Linked DNA regions of Homo sapiens: all the other regions are linked to region 1. The links are chromatin contacts, found by Hi-C or POLR2A ChIA-PET in ENCODE. All regions are on one chromosome and are shown on one strand. The core of a region is the stretch at or near the end of the contact, and the rest is flanking DNA. Distances in the headings are between cores, read along the strand shown.

Region 1 (3,512 bases), core at 479-2,978:
CATCTTCCCTAATATTATTATTATTAGTTCCCCCCACCGTCCCGAGATGGAGTCTCTCTATCCCCCAGGCTGGAGTGCAGTGGTGCGACCTCGGCTCACTGCAACCTCCGCCTCCCGGATTCAAACGATTCTCATGCCTCAGCCTTCTGAGTAGCTGGGATTACAGGCATGCACCACCATGCCCGACTAATTTTTCTATTTTTAGTAGAAACGGGGTTTCACCATGTTGGCCAGGCTGATTGTGGACTCCTGACCTCAGGTGATCCACCTGCCTTGGCCTCCCAAAGTGCTGGAATTACAAGGGTAAGCCACTGCACCCAGACCCCAATATTATTTTTTAACTTTTTAAAGGTGTACGTGGTTTGCCCTTGGCAGAAAAAAAAGCCCCCTCATCCATTAATCCAGAGAAGAGCTTGTTTACCAGGCACTGGGGACAGGAACAGGATAGCCAGATGAGAGAAGGCCGGGCTTGACTTTAGAAAGATACAATCCCACTGGAAAGAGGGGGTGGGAGAGATGTTTCTGTAAGGACAGGTTCAGGTTAAAGTCCTGACCTGCCACAGACTGGAGAGGAGGGCCTTGATCTCATCTGCAACATGGGATCACTCTCACTCTGCACCCGAGGCTACTGTGCAGAGCAGAGGAGATGGAATGAGGCGGAGTGGGGGTGCGGGGCTCAGCTGCTGCCACACACAGGGCTGCTTCCCTCAGCTGGGCGCCCCAGCCTGTCTCAACTTGTGGCAATGTCACGGCTCTGATGCTTTTGCCCCCAGCATTTCACATCTGGCCTCAACTCTAACTGCCCATCTGCTCCCTCCACCCTGTGCACCCTTTGGGCCTTTGCTTGAGCGGCTCACTCTGCCAGTAACTTCCCTGGCCAATATCTACCTACTGAAGCTGTACTCATCCTTCAAGGCCAGGCCTCAGCAGCTGTAACTCCTCCAAGAAGCCCTCCCTGATTCCCCCAGTTGGGGATGCCTTCTGCCTTCCCTGCCTCTTTTGGTGACCAGGACTTGTGGAGAACGTAGGAGGGAAGGAGGTGAGAAGGCAGAATGAATGGCTGGTGAGTAAGTGGTAGGCATGTGACCAGTGTGCCAGTTTTCCTGGAGGTGCAATTTGCCCTTCTATGGTTTTGCCAAGAGCAGGGGAACTAACGGCCCACAGTGACTGCCTTCTCAAGGTTGTGCAGCTCACCTGAATGTAGCAACAGAAAGGGAACAGGAGGGGCAGGGGCAGAGAAGCCTCCCGTCCCACGTAAATAATTACAAACAGAGCACATGACCCCTGGCGGTTTCTGAACGCGCCTGGCAACAGCTCCACCACCTGCTGTTTGGAAAGTCAGATTCACAGAAGCTACAATTACAGACTGTCAGCTGGGTCTTTTCATGGCTGGGGACCGGAGGCCAAAACTTACAGCCCCTAACTCCTAGCTCAGTGCTCTTTCCACTTCATCTCCCCTGCCACCTGCCAGACAATTTACACAAACAGCCCATGTGATGGGTGCCAGTGCAGAGATCTGGGGGGCCTTCTACGCTTGTATATCTCTACCTAGGGAACCATCTGTCTCGTGCTGTTTTTCTCCAGGCTCTGTCAAGGGTCTCATGACTCCACAGCTGGGAGAAGGGAGGGTGGGGGCAAAGAGAAAGAAAAAGAGGGTGGCAGAGAGGAAGGAAGGGGGAGGGATGGGAGAAAGGAAGGAGAAAAAGCTTCTTGGGGGTTGGCTGCTCTTTTGAAAGTGCACTCACACTTCCTCCCATTTCCTGTGGGCGGCCAGAGGCCTGAACACAGCTGCTCTGCTGCCTGGGGCCTGACAAAGGGAGTCCAGACCGCACCCAGCTCATCCACTGCCCCATCTTTTAGCTCTGCCTAACCCCTCAGCCCCATTCTGCTGAGTCCTTGAGGCCACCTCCACCAAAAGCTACTGCGCATGGCTTTATTTATCACAGATTTTCAAGTTCACAAGCAAAACACAGGGAGGAGTTGAAAAAGTACTTCACGGCTGGGAACAAGCCAGGGCTGTCCCTCATCAGGAAGAAGTCTTAAAAAGTGATTTCCTATTTTCAATTCCATGAGGTAATATAAGTAAAAAGAACCCCAGCATGGGCTGGCGCCAGCCTCATGCCGACCTACCTGCTGGGCTGGCCTGGGCCTCCTGTGAACAGAACTGGGGCAAAACATCTAACTCCGTCCACCCTTAGTTATTCTCTAGAGGCCATGAAATCTGAATTCCCATTTCCCAGAAAACCACTGCCAGGCCAGCACAAACGCCCCCTGCACTTGGTAGTTATGTTCCTCGCTGTTAATTAAGGAGCTGGCAGGCGGGTGCACACAGCACTCCCCTGCCACTCTGCCCAGTGCCCAGATAGCACAGAGGACCACTCGACAGAAGGAATGTTCTCAGCCCAGGCTGGCACCAACGCAGGTGCTCCTGAGGCCCAGCCAACAACAACTTCACCCAGGGCTCGTGAACTGGGGCAGGAAGCACCTGGCCAGTGACCCCCGTCCAAAGGACTGAGTTCACATCCAAGCTCCTCCACCCCAAGACCCACCATCCCAAATGCCACCTGCACAGAGGGCTGGCTCGAGGCCAGGCCCCATAAGGTGAGAGGGCAGAGGGCTGAGGGCAGAAAAGTCGTACTGTGTTGCCCACGCCTGCCCCCGTGACTCAGCGACGAATGGGCATGGCTCAGTATGTGTTTGTGGGATGGCTGAGTGCAGGGAGCTTTCTGCTTCTGCTCTGTCATTGCTTCTCTATCTGAGCAGCTCCCAGAAGACCAAGAACTGGTCTAGATTAGAGGCAGTGGTCAGTGGCCTGTGGCCAGATCCTGCAACAGATGAGAACCATCTGGGCCTTACTGGGCTTTTAAAAACACATGAATTAGTTGCTGATGTTTAAAAGTCAGGAGACCTCAATTATATAAAAGCAAAGGCAAGTAAACAAGTGACCCAAGAAAGAAAAAAACGTAGGGGGTGGGAAGCTTGTTTTCTTTCTTTTTAAATCAAAAGATGTGGCCCCCCGGGCCTCCATTCCTGCATAGTAACAGGTGCCCCTTGAGACAGGTTCCACACTCTTCAGTCTGCCGGGGGCCTCCAAGCCTGCTTCACTGGCCTGTCACCTGCTGGGCTATGCAGCCTTTTTGTGTTCACACTTCACCGTCTAGGGTTAGCTGGTGAGTCAAAAATGCTTCGTGGGCTCTTCCAGTCTTGCCCCAGTCCCCAAAAAGCCCATCCTCCTGCTCCCCGGAACTCAGCATTGTGGCCTCTGCTTTTCAAATATCTAACAGTAACTTGAACTTGAGACAAAAGTTCCTTTTCCCTACTGGACAGGAACTCGGGACAGGAACTCGAATTTCTCTGGAGGCAATCCTGGTTATAGAATGGAGATCTAACAGCAGCGTGCCACCCGCACATTGTTCATTATTCACAGAATCTAAATGCATCAGGAACCACATTATACTGCCTGCAGTAACACCCTAGCAAACATTAACAGCATGTGCTGCTCCGACACCACA
Region 2 (3,512 bases), core at 1,013-3,512, 440 kb before region 1:
CTCCACCCCTGGGAGATGGCTCCTTCCTCTCCCTTCCCTACTTGATCCAGCCCGACACAGACAGGGAGTGTGGATGCAAGAACACAATGGCCCCCAAAGCAGACCCTTGAACCAGTCCTCCCCATCTGAGCCTGTTTCTCTGAGAATGAAATCTATTATTTTTCTGTCATCTTGGGGATGCTTAGAGGACCAATGAGACTGTAGATGCGATGACAAAGAAGAAAGCACTTCACCAATTTTTTTTTTTTTTTTTTGAGACAGAGTTTTTGCTCTGTTGCTCAGGCTGGAGTGCAATGGCACTATCTCAGCTCACTGCAAACTCCACCTCCTGGGTTCAAGCAATTCTCCTGCCTCAGCCTCCCAAGTAGCTGGGATTACAGGTGCCCACCATCACACCTGGCTAATTTTTGTATTTTTAGTAGAGACAAGGTTTCACCATGTTGGCCAAGCTGGTCTTGAACTCTTCACCTCAGGTGATCCACCTGCCTCGGCCTTCCGAAGTGCTAGAATTGCAGGCATGAGCCACCGCGCCTGGCCCAAAAAATTTTTCATAAGGCTCTCACCTTCAGATAAATGGTTTCCCCTCTGAACACTTCCCACTCCTCAATTTCTCTTTCCACATTCTATCTACCTCAAGCTTTACATCAGACTGCAGATGGGGGAAGTGACAGCAAGAGATGGGGACCTTAAAGCACTCCTTGGTATTCCCATCTCCCTCCCTCCCTTCCTTCCTTTTTCGACGGGGTCTCTCCTGTGTCTTCTCTCCCTCCCTCTTTCGACGGGGTCTATGTTGCCGAGGCTGGTCTCGAACTCCTGGGCTCAAGCAATTCTCTTGCCTTTAGTGCTGGGATTGCAGGCGTGAGCCACCATGTCCAGCCTGAATTCAGGCTTTTCAAAGCTACAGGGCCATATAGGCCAGGGAGGCAGTGCCTTCAGGGCCATAGCAAAGATCATTGGGCAAAGGCATGGAAGAAGGAAATAAAGCCACACCAAGACTGTGGAAACAGGGCAGCCTCTGCCTGGGCTACTTAGCTGCAGTTCAAACTCAGGTGTGAGTGGCAAGGGGAATTCAGGGTCAAGTGTGTAAAATAAGCAGTTCCTTGCTGGGTAAAGTGAGCGCTACTGACAGAAACCAGAATAAGCCTGAGTTGTGTGGAGCTTCACCCCTTACAGAGCGTGTTAGTTTTACTGAGCGCATTAGCGTCTTCCTCTCTTGGGAAAGATGGAGGAAAGCACTTGGCCCTGCAGCTGGTCTGCAACACCACTTACAGACTGCAAATTTGGGCAAGCCACTTCTGAGGTAAAAAGGGCATAATGACGCTTAGCTCCTGGGTCTATTGAGGGGATGATCGAGCGTGTAAAACATACATCAGACTAACAGTTCTAGATGCTAAATAGTACCTATCATCCAAATCATTGAGTGCAGTGGTTCTTAAACCTGCTTCACCTGCATAATTTATACAAGTGCCATTGCCCAGGCCCCACCACAGATCAGTTAAATCAGAATCTTCGAAGGTATCAGACACGGGTGTTTCTAAAGCTCCTCCGCGCCCATTCTCTCCTCTGGGAATTCATGTGTAGCCAGGAATGAAAAGGTCTTAGTACAAGCCAGCAGTTTTACAGAAGCTAGGGATAGCAACGGGCTGAAGGTAACAGTCCCATGAGCTGGTTGAGGCCCCAGGTTCTCCGGCAAAGAGATCTCTCTCAGTTGGGGAGGCTTGCCCCACCCTTTATTATTATGCCTAACACATAAGAAATGCGCAGGAATCAAACGCAAACTGGTGAACCAACTAGAGGGCCGCGGGGGCAGAAGTGTCCGGCGGGGATCCGGACAGCGCATCCGGAAGCGCCATGGGCCAACGCTCGCAGGAACCTGAACCCCTGGGCCAGCGCCGCCTTTGCTCGCAGAGGCCTCTAGCATCTGTACTGTCGAAGCCCTCTGAGCTTCAGGGCAGACTGAAGAGCCTTACACACCAGACACTTGGACGCGATCGCGCCAGAAATCCCCGGGAATTCAGTCTTGGCTCCGACTCCAAAACAAATGATTCCTCACCAGCCAGATCTCCATCATTGGCGTTAGTCTCTGGTCACCTGACTTGTTCAAGCCAATGAGAGGGGGCCGAATTAGTACTTCCGCTTTCCGTGCTGTTTAACGAGCCACTATGCCCGTCCCTCGGATACTCTGATTGGCCAGCCTCTCTCAGCTCGTCAGTTTATTGGCCAGCGCCGCTAGGCCGCTATCGAGCAGGGTCCGAGGGCTGTGTCAGAAGGCTGGGCAGCCATGGCGTCCTATTTCGATGAACACGACTGCGAGCCGTCGGACCCTGAGCAGGAGACGCGAACCAACATGCTGCTGGAGCTCGCAAGGTGGGTGCGCGGGGCTTGGGGATAGGGTCCAACCAGCAGGTTTCTGGGCTGGGGCTGGCTGGAGAAGGCGGATTACCAGGGGCAGCGGATTCTGGGGAGGACAGATGAGTAATCTGGAGTGTTAGTACGGGCGGCGAGACTGAGGGGTGTGGGGATGAGCATCTCGATAATTTGGGCCGTCCGTTGGGCCGGCCTGGGGCAAGGGGATTGCGGGAAAGATTGGAGCTGGAGAGTGGTGGGCGTGGGGGCGGAAGGACAGCAGGCTCTGGGAGGTCTCAGAGAAGGTGAGGCATGGGGGCGGGGTTGGGGCCGTGTGCTGTGAGTGGGTATATTCATCAGTAACAGCAGGCACTGCTGTTACTGGACCTGGAATCTGGCTTGGTCTTGGAATCTGGGCTCTACCAGGTTATTCAGCGTAGCCTGAGTAACTTCTCTGAATCTGTTGCCTCATGTGTAAAATGGGAATAAACACTTTACGTGCTGGGGCGGTCTGATAGCAGTTGTAAACTATTTCCCATCGTGCTTTTTATCTAGTGAGCATCTACTAACTACTAAGGGTAGCTATTATTCCTACTAGCTGGGCAGCGTGTTTATTAATGTCCAGTGGATTATGGGGACAAAGAAAAAGCATAGTTTTCCTTTGTTCTGACTTTACATCCCCTTCCCCAGGTCACTTTTCAATAGGATGGACTTTGAAGACTTGGGGTTGGTAGTAGATTGGGACCACCACCTGCCTCCACCAGCTGCCAAGACTGTGGTTGAGAACCTCCCCAGGACAGTCATCAGAGGCTCTCAGGCTGGTGAGGACACTGATTCTTTCTGCTATTTGGGCCAGACCCACCCCTTCCCCAAGCCAGACTGTGGTCTGGTCCTTCAGTTTTCCAGGTCAGGTGGGGGCAAGTGTCCTTCAGGAGTGGGAGCTTGGGAGGCAGAGCCTGTAGCAGCTCTCCTGATCAGCACTCCTTCCTAAAGAGCTCAAGTGCCCCGTGTGTCTTTTGGAATTTGAGGAGGAGGAGACTGCCATTGAGATGCCTTGCCATCACCTTTTCCATTCCAGCTGCATTCTGCCCTGGCTAAGCAAGGTACTGCTTCTCTTCTTCTAGCTCTCACCGTGCCCTGGGCCCAGTACTCAAGCTTCTTTCTGT
Region 3 (3,512 bases), core at 724-3,223, 340 kb before region 1:
AGTGGCCCTGCACTGAAAACCTGGACACTGAGTTAGGGTAGGGCTGGGGGAAAACTTGGGCTTTGGAGTCGTAGGGTCTGGGTTCAAATCCACAGACCATTCCCTTCCTAGCTGTGTGTTGGTGGGTAATTCACTGGATCTTTCTGAGTCCTGGTTTCCTCATCTGAGGTAAAACGAGTTTGCCGGTTGGTCTGAGAGCTGTTCTAGGCATGGTGGGGAGACCCTGACAGGCAGAGGCAGCCCTGCTCTCAAGCAGTTGATTTACAGCTGGGGAAACAAGACAGCCACAAATGCAATACCTCAAACTCAACTTCTCACCAGAAAGCTCCTTTTCCTAATTTTCACAGCCAGTCCCTCAGCCTCCTGGGCCCCAAATACTAGTAAAACCTTTGCCTCCTCTCTCTTCTTTCTTTCTTGTAATCATATAGGTACAAAGTCCTACCAATTCTTCCTGAAATATGTTTCCTTATCAAAAAGTCCTGCAAAGCCGTGCGTGGTTGCTCATGCCTATAATCCCAGCACTTTGGAGGCTGGGAGGATCGCTTGAGTCCAGGAGTTCGAGACCAGCCTGGACAACATATGGAGACCCATCTCTACCAAAAATTTTAAAATCAGCAGGGGTGGTAGTGGCAAGCACCTGTGGTCTCATCTACTTGGGAGGCTGAGGTGGGGGGATTGTTGGAGCCTGGGCGGTTGAGGCTGCAGTGATCTGTGATTGCACCACTGCACTCTAGCCTGAGGTACAGAGCAAGAACTTGTATCAGAAAAAAAAAAAAAAAGTCCTGCGGTAGCTGACACTGCCATTGCCTATACGATTCCCATTCCCTCATCCTCCCTAGCAGGATATCAATTTTGTTCGAAGTGTCAATGAAGGCCAGGTGCGGTGGCTGATGCCTGTAATCCTAACACTTTGGGAGGCCGAGGCAGGCGGATCACCTGAGGTCAGGAGTTCAAGACCAGCCTGGCCAACATGGTGAAACCCTGTCTCTACTAAAAACACACAAATTAGCAGGGCATGGTGGCGTGCACCTGTAATCCCAGCTACTCAGGAGGCTGAGACAGGAGAATCACTTGAACCCGGAGGTGGAGGTTGCAATCAGCCAAGATCACACCACTGCACTTCAGCTTGGGTGACAAGAGTGAAACTCTGTCTCAAAAAAGAAAAACAAAACAAAAACAAACAACAACAACAAAAAGCAAAGTGTCAGTGAAGGTCCAGCAAAAGACTCCCTTCCTATTGCCCTTTGCAGCCAGGGTCATCATGTGACACAGTTCAGATCAATGAGATGGAGGCTGAGGGTCCCTGGGAAAGATGTTTTTCCTATACAGGTACCACCTCTTTCAGCTTCACTCTTTCCATTTTCCACGTGAACAGGCCTTGTAGCCTGGAGGAGCTACAGCTGCCTTTTTGAGATGCTGAGGCACCCTGTCTGAAGAAGGCCCTCACATCACTCAACTTGACTACTGGGTGAGCCCTTGGAGAGGCTTCCCAGCCTCTGCTCTTCAAGCCGAAGTACCACAGGGGACACGAGTCCCAGAGTTACAGGACCCCAGCTATGGTTCATGTGTAAAGGGAACCATTAGGCAACCAGGGGAAATGATGAAGAAGATCTACATTTACAAATGTGGAAAGATGTTCGTGGTATATTGTTAAATTAAAAAGCTGTTTAAAAATAGTTTTTGGGTCAAGTGAGATGACTCACTTATACTTTTAGTATAAGTATGTCCCATGCAATATCTGGAACGTACTTGTACTAAGGGGTTTCTCCCTCCATCGGCACATCCCAGGCATCCTGGCAGCTGCTGGCCTCCAGCAACCCCACATTCTAGTTGTGTGGGAGTGGGGTGTGGCATGGACCCTGTGGGCTACCACTGCCCTGAGCTGCTTCTTCACACACTGGTATTTGTATCTGTGGTAAACCCAGTGACACGGGGGAGATGACATACAAAAAGGGCAGGACCTGAGAAAGATTAAGCTGCAGGCTCCCTGCCCATAAAACAGGGTGTGAAAGGCATCTCAGCGGCTGCCCCACCATGGCTACCTGGGCCCTCCTGCTCCTTGCAGCCATGCTCCTGGGCAACCCAGGTAAGGCCTTCCCCTCGGGATCGATCCTGATGGCCCACCCAGCCTCGCACTCTCAGGCTGGCTGAACCTGGAGCTTGGACTCTGTGGGCACCCAGGTGCCCCTGCCTCCCCCCGGCCTTCTCCCCCGTCATGGAGGCCTGGCCTCCCCTCAGAGCCAGGCTTAGTCCAGTGTGCTGCCCAGCCTGTCACTGGCCTGGCCAAGGAGGAGAGACAGGCCAGGGATTCTGGTCCTAACTCTACTGGCCACACTGTGTGGCCTGAGACCCCCCTTTCCCTCCCAAGCCCCTGCCTCCGCATCTGCGTGGTGAAGGCCATTGGCCCTCATCGGTGGATCTGCGTTTCCTCGGGCCTACACTGTCTAGGATTGTGCGGGGCTGGTGAGAGAACAAGATCTCTTCTGTGTTCAAGGCAGACTTCCTGCCCCCTGCACCCTGCTCTCTCCCAGGCCTTGAGGTCAGTGTGAGCCCCAAGGGCAAGAACACTTCTGGAAGGGAGAGTGGATTTGGCTGGGCCATCTGGATGGAAGGTAAAAAAAGAAAATCCCTTGAAAGGAGATTGAGGGAAGTTTCTAGACAAACCGACCCCCAAATCTGTGTTGCTGGGGGAACAGAGGAGAAGAGAGAGTCTCGCCCTCCTGGCTTTCTAGAAGGAACGTGAGAACACGTGTTTGTGCTGAGAGTGGGTCAGAGCGGCTCCAGGGCAAAGCATGTGGACAGGTATCCTGGCCCCCTGCAAGGCCCAGCTCCTGTCCTAGGCCCTGGTCACCTCCTGGACTCCCACCAGCCAGGAGAACGGGCTTTCCCTCTCCTTCCGCCTGCGGAGGGGAAGCTGAAGTCTGGTCTTCCTCAGGTCTGGTCTTCTCTCGTCTGAGCCCTGAGTACTACGACCTGGCAAGAGCCCACCTGCGTGATGAGGAGAAATCCTGCCCGTGCCTGGCCCAGGAGGGCCCCCAGGTACGTGTTGGCTCTCTGCTCACCTGCCACAGTCCCTCTCCTTTCCCTCCTCCCTGGTGGCTCCTGGGGTGAGGTCTGGAGCTCTCTAATGGTCAGGAGGTGGGAGTGGAGGCTGGGCTGTTTCTGACGATGCTGGTTTTGTTGAATTCATGTCTGGCCAGGAGGGCTACAGGTATCTGGCAGACTCCTCCAGGAGGATCCTCTGGGGTCTCACCCTCCAAGGAGCCTGGGGCTGCAGAACCCAAATAGGCAGACTCCCCTGGGAGTTCCTCAATAGGAGAGGGGCAAGTGCAGGGCTGGGAAAGTACTGGGGGTGTGGGAGGCTGTTTCTGGGGTGTCTCAGAGCCTCTAAGACAAGCAAAAGGGTGGGCAGGGGCCAGGCAGCCAGTTCAGGCCTTCAGTGTATCCACGCTCTGGGAAGAGATCACGGACATTCCTGCCGGCCTCAGAAACACAAAGGGCCCCTTTCCTGG
Region 4 (3,512 bases), core at 575-3,074, 260 kb before region 1:
TGAGCTGGCTTTCCCTGAACGTGGACCGTGCCTCTGAGGTTCCCCGGGTGGTCTCGAGGCGAGGCGCAGGGAAAGGCTGGGGTGCCGCTTCCTCCCTCTTTTCACACTCTCTGCCCCTTTCCTCCTCCTCTCTCTTTTTCCAAATTGCTCCCCACCCTCAACATGCGCTCCCAGACCCCACCCTTCTCCCCAACACACTGAGAATGAATGAAAACTCAGGATCTCTGACCTAGGGAGAAAAACCAGCTCTTCCTGCTCAGAAGGTCTCTGAGACGTGGGAAGTCCCCTCTGATGCCCTAACTGACCACACTGGGGAATGCAGAGAACCCCCTGGGGCACCTCTGAGCCAAGATTCCCCTCTGGAAGCCCCTGTGGAGGCTCAGTGGCTCTCGGGACGCTGGAGAAGGGGTGTCTGTGTAGGGTGGGGGCTAACCCCAGAGAACGCTGTGGTTCTTTCTGGTGCTCTGTAGTGCTATCATTTAAGGCACAGGAACGCACGCTATGGCGGCCCTCAGCAAAACTGTGAAGTAGGCAAAGTGCAGAGTTCTGGGGCTGGAGACCTGGATTTGAGTCCTGGCACTGTCACTCTCGCTCTGTGGCCTTGGGCATGTTATTTGACCTCTCTGATCCCCAGTCCTCTCATCTGTAAAGTGAAAGCACACAAATCTGCCTTGCTGCCTTGCTGAAAGGATTAAACAAGACCCCATATGAGAAAGGGCTGGTGTTCCCGGTGAGTGCCAGAGAGGAAATCTCATGAATTTATAGCTACAAGGTAACAACTTAATTGGAACCCCGGGAAGGAACAGCTCAGAAAAGGGCAGTGCCAGGGTGGATGAATGACCGACCAGCCAAAAGGCAGATGGGGAAGGACCAACCTTTCTGAGTGAGAGATTCTTTCCCCTCTAGCACTTCAGCTCAAACCCCTGGTCCTGCACCCTTAGCATAGGGTGCAGCCTGCAGCCCATCCAGAAATCCTCGGATGTCAAAGTAGAGGGAGTCATACCAAGAAACATGCATAACATGTGGTCATATAATAATGCTAATCGGCACTGCAGCAGACCACTGCCACCACCAAGCACATCAACCATGTGGTGAGTGCCATTGTGTCCCCTTATGGGCATCCCACTCACATTATCTCTACCCCGTGTTATACTAACCCCAAAGTTGGGACCACTTCCCTCATTGCACAGATGGAAGACTGAGGCCAGGAGAAGGGCGTAACTTGCCTGGGGCCACATGGCCAGGAAGTGGCAGAGCTCAGTTTCCAACCTGTTTTATCTCTTTGGTTCTGAGTTCTGAGCTCTTCAGTCCTGAGGCCAGCCCGCTGCCTGAAGCTCGCACACTGCCCAGCACAGTGGCCTGTGCCCAGGAGGCCCCCAGCAAGTGCCTGGTGCCGTCCCTTGCCCAGAGCAACAGCTCTTATGTAAGCAGCCCGGCTGCAGCGCAGTGCAGGCTCCATTTAGCTGTGGGGAGCCAAGAGCCTGCTGGTGGTGGCCCTGGTGGTAGCGAGGGGTGGGTTGGGCAGGGAGGTGTCATCAGCTGCGGGCACCCCCAGCTTTGTGCCGCCGGCGAGGACTGACACCAGGTTAAGTCGCCTGGCGGCCTTTGGCTGCAGCTGGGAGCGCGCCTGGTTCCCATTCGGGCGCTGTGGTTTTGATTAGCTGTTCTGCGAGGCGGGCCTGCTGGTGAGTCCATGGGAGCTCCGCTGGAACAGAGGGTCCCCCGCCCGGCCGCCGCGGCCCCCCCTCCTGGCAGCCCCAGACTCCAGATGTTCCGAGCGCTCGCTGGGAAGGCCTGCTGGCGCCACGGAGGGCAGAGGGCAGGGAAAGCACGCGAGCTGGAAGCCCAAGCACTCAGTCACCACAGGCCTTGGCAGCCCGCCCGGCCCTCTGCTGGCACATTCCCCAGCTCTCCCCTGGCCATCTGTTCCCAAAAAACCCTTTCAGAGCCTCATCATCACTCAGGATACAACAGCGCGAGCAGCTGGTTTGGAGGCAGCAGGGAAAACCGTGCAAAAGGTTCTTTGTGAGAGAGGAAACTCGCTTATGAATAACAGGACTGGACGCCGTAAAAGTTGGCGGCTGGAATTCTTGTTTCTCAGGCGCCGCTGTTTTCTCTTGACTTTTTATCTCTGGTTTTTATTTTTTTCCCGTTTTCTTTTAATGTTGTTTCTTCCTCTTCTCACATCAGTTGTGACTTTTCTTCCTCCTCTGCGAGCCCGAAGGCCACCTCATTAGTGCTCCTGACACTGCGGAACTTTTCTTTCTCAAGGCTGTTGTCACTGGGGATGGTTGAAAGTGACTATTTTCCTAAGAAAACAGCTGGAGGGGACATGGGAGCAAGAAGGTGCTTGGGAGCGCATCTCAGTGTTGAGGCTCAAAACAGGCAGCGCCATGGCAGAGTCATTCCGCCGTCACCCTGAATAAACCCCATGCACACAGACGAGAACAATGTCTCCTCAGAGGGAGGGTCTGGGAGACCGGACACCATGCAGAGACCCCCATCAGCTCATCAGAGAGCTTCACGGAGATGTTCTGGGAGGACAATCACATTCATAAATACGCCGGTGCCTCGGCTCTGCCGCTGACTGCAGCATGACATGAAGCCTTTTTTAAGAACTGGCTGCTGCCGCCAAAGCCTTCTGGGATATGTCTGCCTGGAACCTGGGCACCTCCTGGGAGCAGTCACTGGGTGGCCTGTCAGGGGCTGTGGGGTCCTGGGGCAGGGCCGGCAACTGGAAGCCAGCCCTGGGGAGGAAAGGAGAGAAGGGCAAGGCTGGGCTGCTTTCCTCACAGCCCCTGGACACTGAGGGAGGAGCTGAGTTGGGCCTGGGGCTGCCATGTGTCAGACAGTGGTGATGTGATGGGGGGACACAGGTCAGTGGCAGGGTACTGGGAGTTTCCCCTTTCCTTTCTCAGTTCTTTGCACCCATTTTCCATGGGCTGCCTCCCCAGATCCAGAAGCCCCAGCAGCCCCTCACCCCAGCAGTGGAAAAAGCCCGTCATTGACACGGCTGTGGGTGGCCGGCTTTGCAAAAGCCTCACATTTGGGGCTTTGGAGGGCTTTTTGCATTTCATCTTTACACAGGCTCCTGCACCTCATTCCTCTTGCCCTCCTCTCAGCTTTCCTCCCACTTCCAGTTAGAGAGATGGCAGCTCTGGCAGGACCAAATATTGATGTTTATCACAGTTTTAGGGCCATTTGTCTCACCATCTGAAGGGCTCAGCGCAGGCCCACGGGATCCTCTCTCCTTGAGTGACCTCTGGGGGCAGGTATCTGGTTTGGATGCTGGAGCTGGTCCCTACTCTTCCCTTGGGGGCCGTGCGGCCGGGTGCTCAAGTGTTTTAACCTCAGGACCCTGATTAGTTATCATGAAGCTACCCCACCAGCTCCTGGGTCTGTTCATGGATTAGTGGCATAAAGGACGTAATATTGTTTTGCAAAATCTGCTCTCCCTCCCATGTCTCCTGCCCAAGAAGTTGGTCTTCGTGGGGCCAAAGGCAAGGAGGACC

What was found. A loop is a pair of places that touch in the nucleus more often than their neighbours do. ChIA-PET counts read pairs that join two places held with the same protein, here RNA polymerase II (POLR2A). Pooled maps may share reads with other maps.
Region 2: a pooled map shows a loop between it and region 1 (4-fold over the local background). The contact joins the promoter of RNF181 here to the enhancer-like site in region 1. A Hi-C loop is called at or near these places in 5 of 50 pooled maps. POLR2A ChIA-PET finds 5 or more read pairs at or near these places in 2 of 52 experiments (AG04449 and naive thymus-derived CD8-positive, alpha-beta T cell).
Region 3: a map of natural killer cell shows a loop between it and region 1 (3-fold over the local background). The contact joins the promoter of GNLY here to the enhancer-like site in region 1. A Hi-C loop is called at or near these places in 3 of 168 maps with a recorded cell type or tissue (endothelial cell of hepatic sinusoid, naive thymus-derived CD4-positive, alpha-beta T cell and natural killer cell), 2 of 37 single-sample maps with no recorded cell type and 7 of 50 pooled maps.
Region 4: a loop to region 1 is called in a map of endothelial cell of umbilical vein, with 6 times the contacts of the local background. The contact joins two enhancer-like sites. A Hi-C loop is called at or near these places in 1 of 168 maps with a recorded cell type or tissue (endothelial cell of umbilical vein) and 4 of 50 pooled maps. POLR2A ChIA-PET finds 5 or more read pairs at or near these places in 1 of 52 experiments (AG04450).

What each region holds. Positions count from the first base shown.
Region 1 is chr2:86,034,848-86,038,359 of GRCh38, forward strand. All of the region lies in intron 27 of POLR1A (RNA polymerase I subunit A), which reads right to left. Among named protein-coding and RNA genes, the nearest start is that of POLR1A, 69 kb to the right of the region's middle. RefSeq lists an enhancer at 1,072-1,131 and a silencer at 1,802-1,851. Within about 2 kb of position 1,729, at least 36 of the 41 ENCODE cell types and tissues checked have a DNase peak (open chromatin) inside an H3K27ac peak, as active enhancers do; they include natural killer cell, where a contact is called at or near this core.
Region 2 is chr2:85,593,483-85,596,994 of GRCh38, forward strand. It overlaps RNF181 (ring finger protein 181), which reads left to right and starts at 2,263. Exons shown (of 5, transcript NM_016494.4): 1 at 2,263-2,367; 2 at 3,037-3,167; 3 at 3,340-3,449. The coding sequence starts at 2,282. RefSeq lists an enhancer at 1-211 and a silencer at 2,155-2,294.
Region 3 is chr2:85,692,385-85,695,896 of GRCh38, forward strand. GNLY (granulysin) reads left to right here and starts at 1,974. Exons shown (of 5, transcript NM_006433.5): 1 at 1,974-2,086; 2 at 2,936-3,039. The coding sequence starts at 2,035.
Region 4 is chr2:85,770,672-85,774,183 of GRCh38, forward strand. The region is part of intron 2 of ATOH8 (atonal bHLH transcription factor 8); the gene reads left to right. Among named protein-coding and RNA genes, the nearest start is that of MIR6071, 11 kb to the right of the region's middle. RefSeq lists an enhancer at 1-3,211. Within about 2 kb of position 1,825, at least 23 of the 41 ENCODE cell types and tissues checked have a DNase peak (open chromatin) inside an H3K27ac peak, as active enhancers do.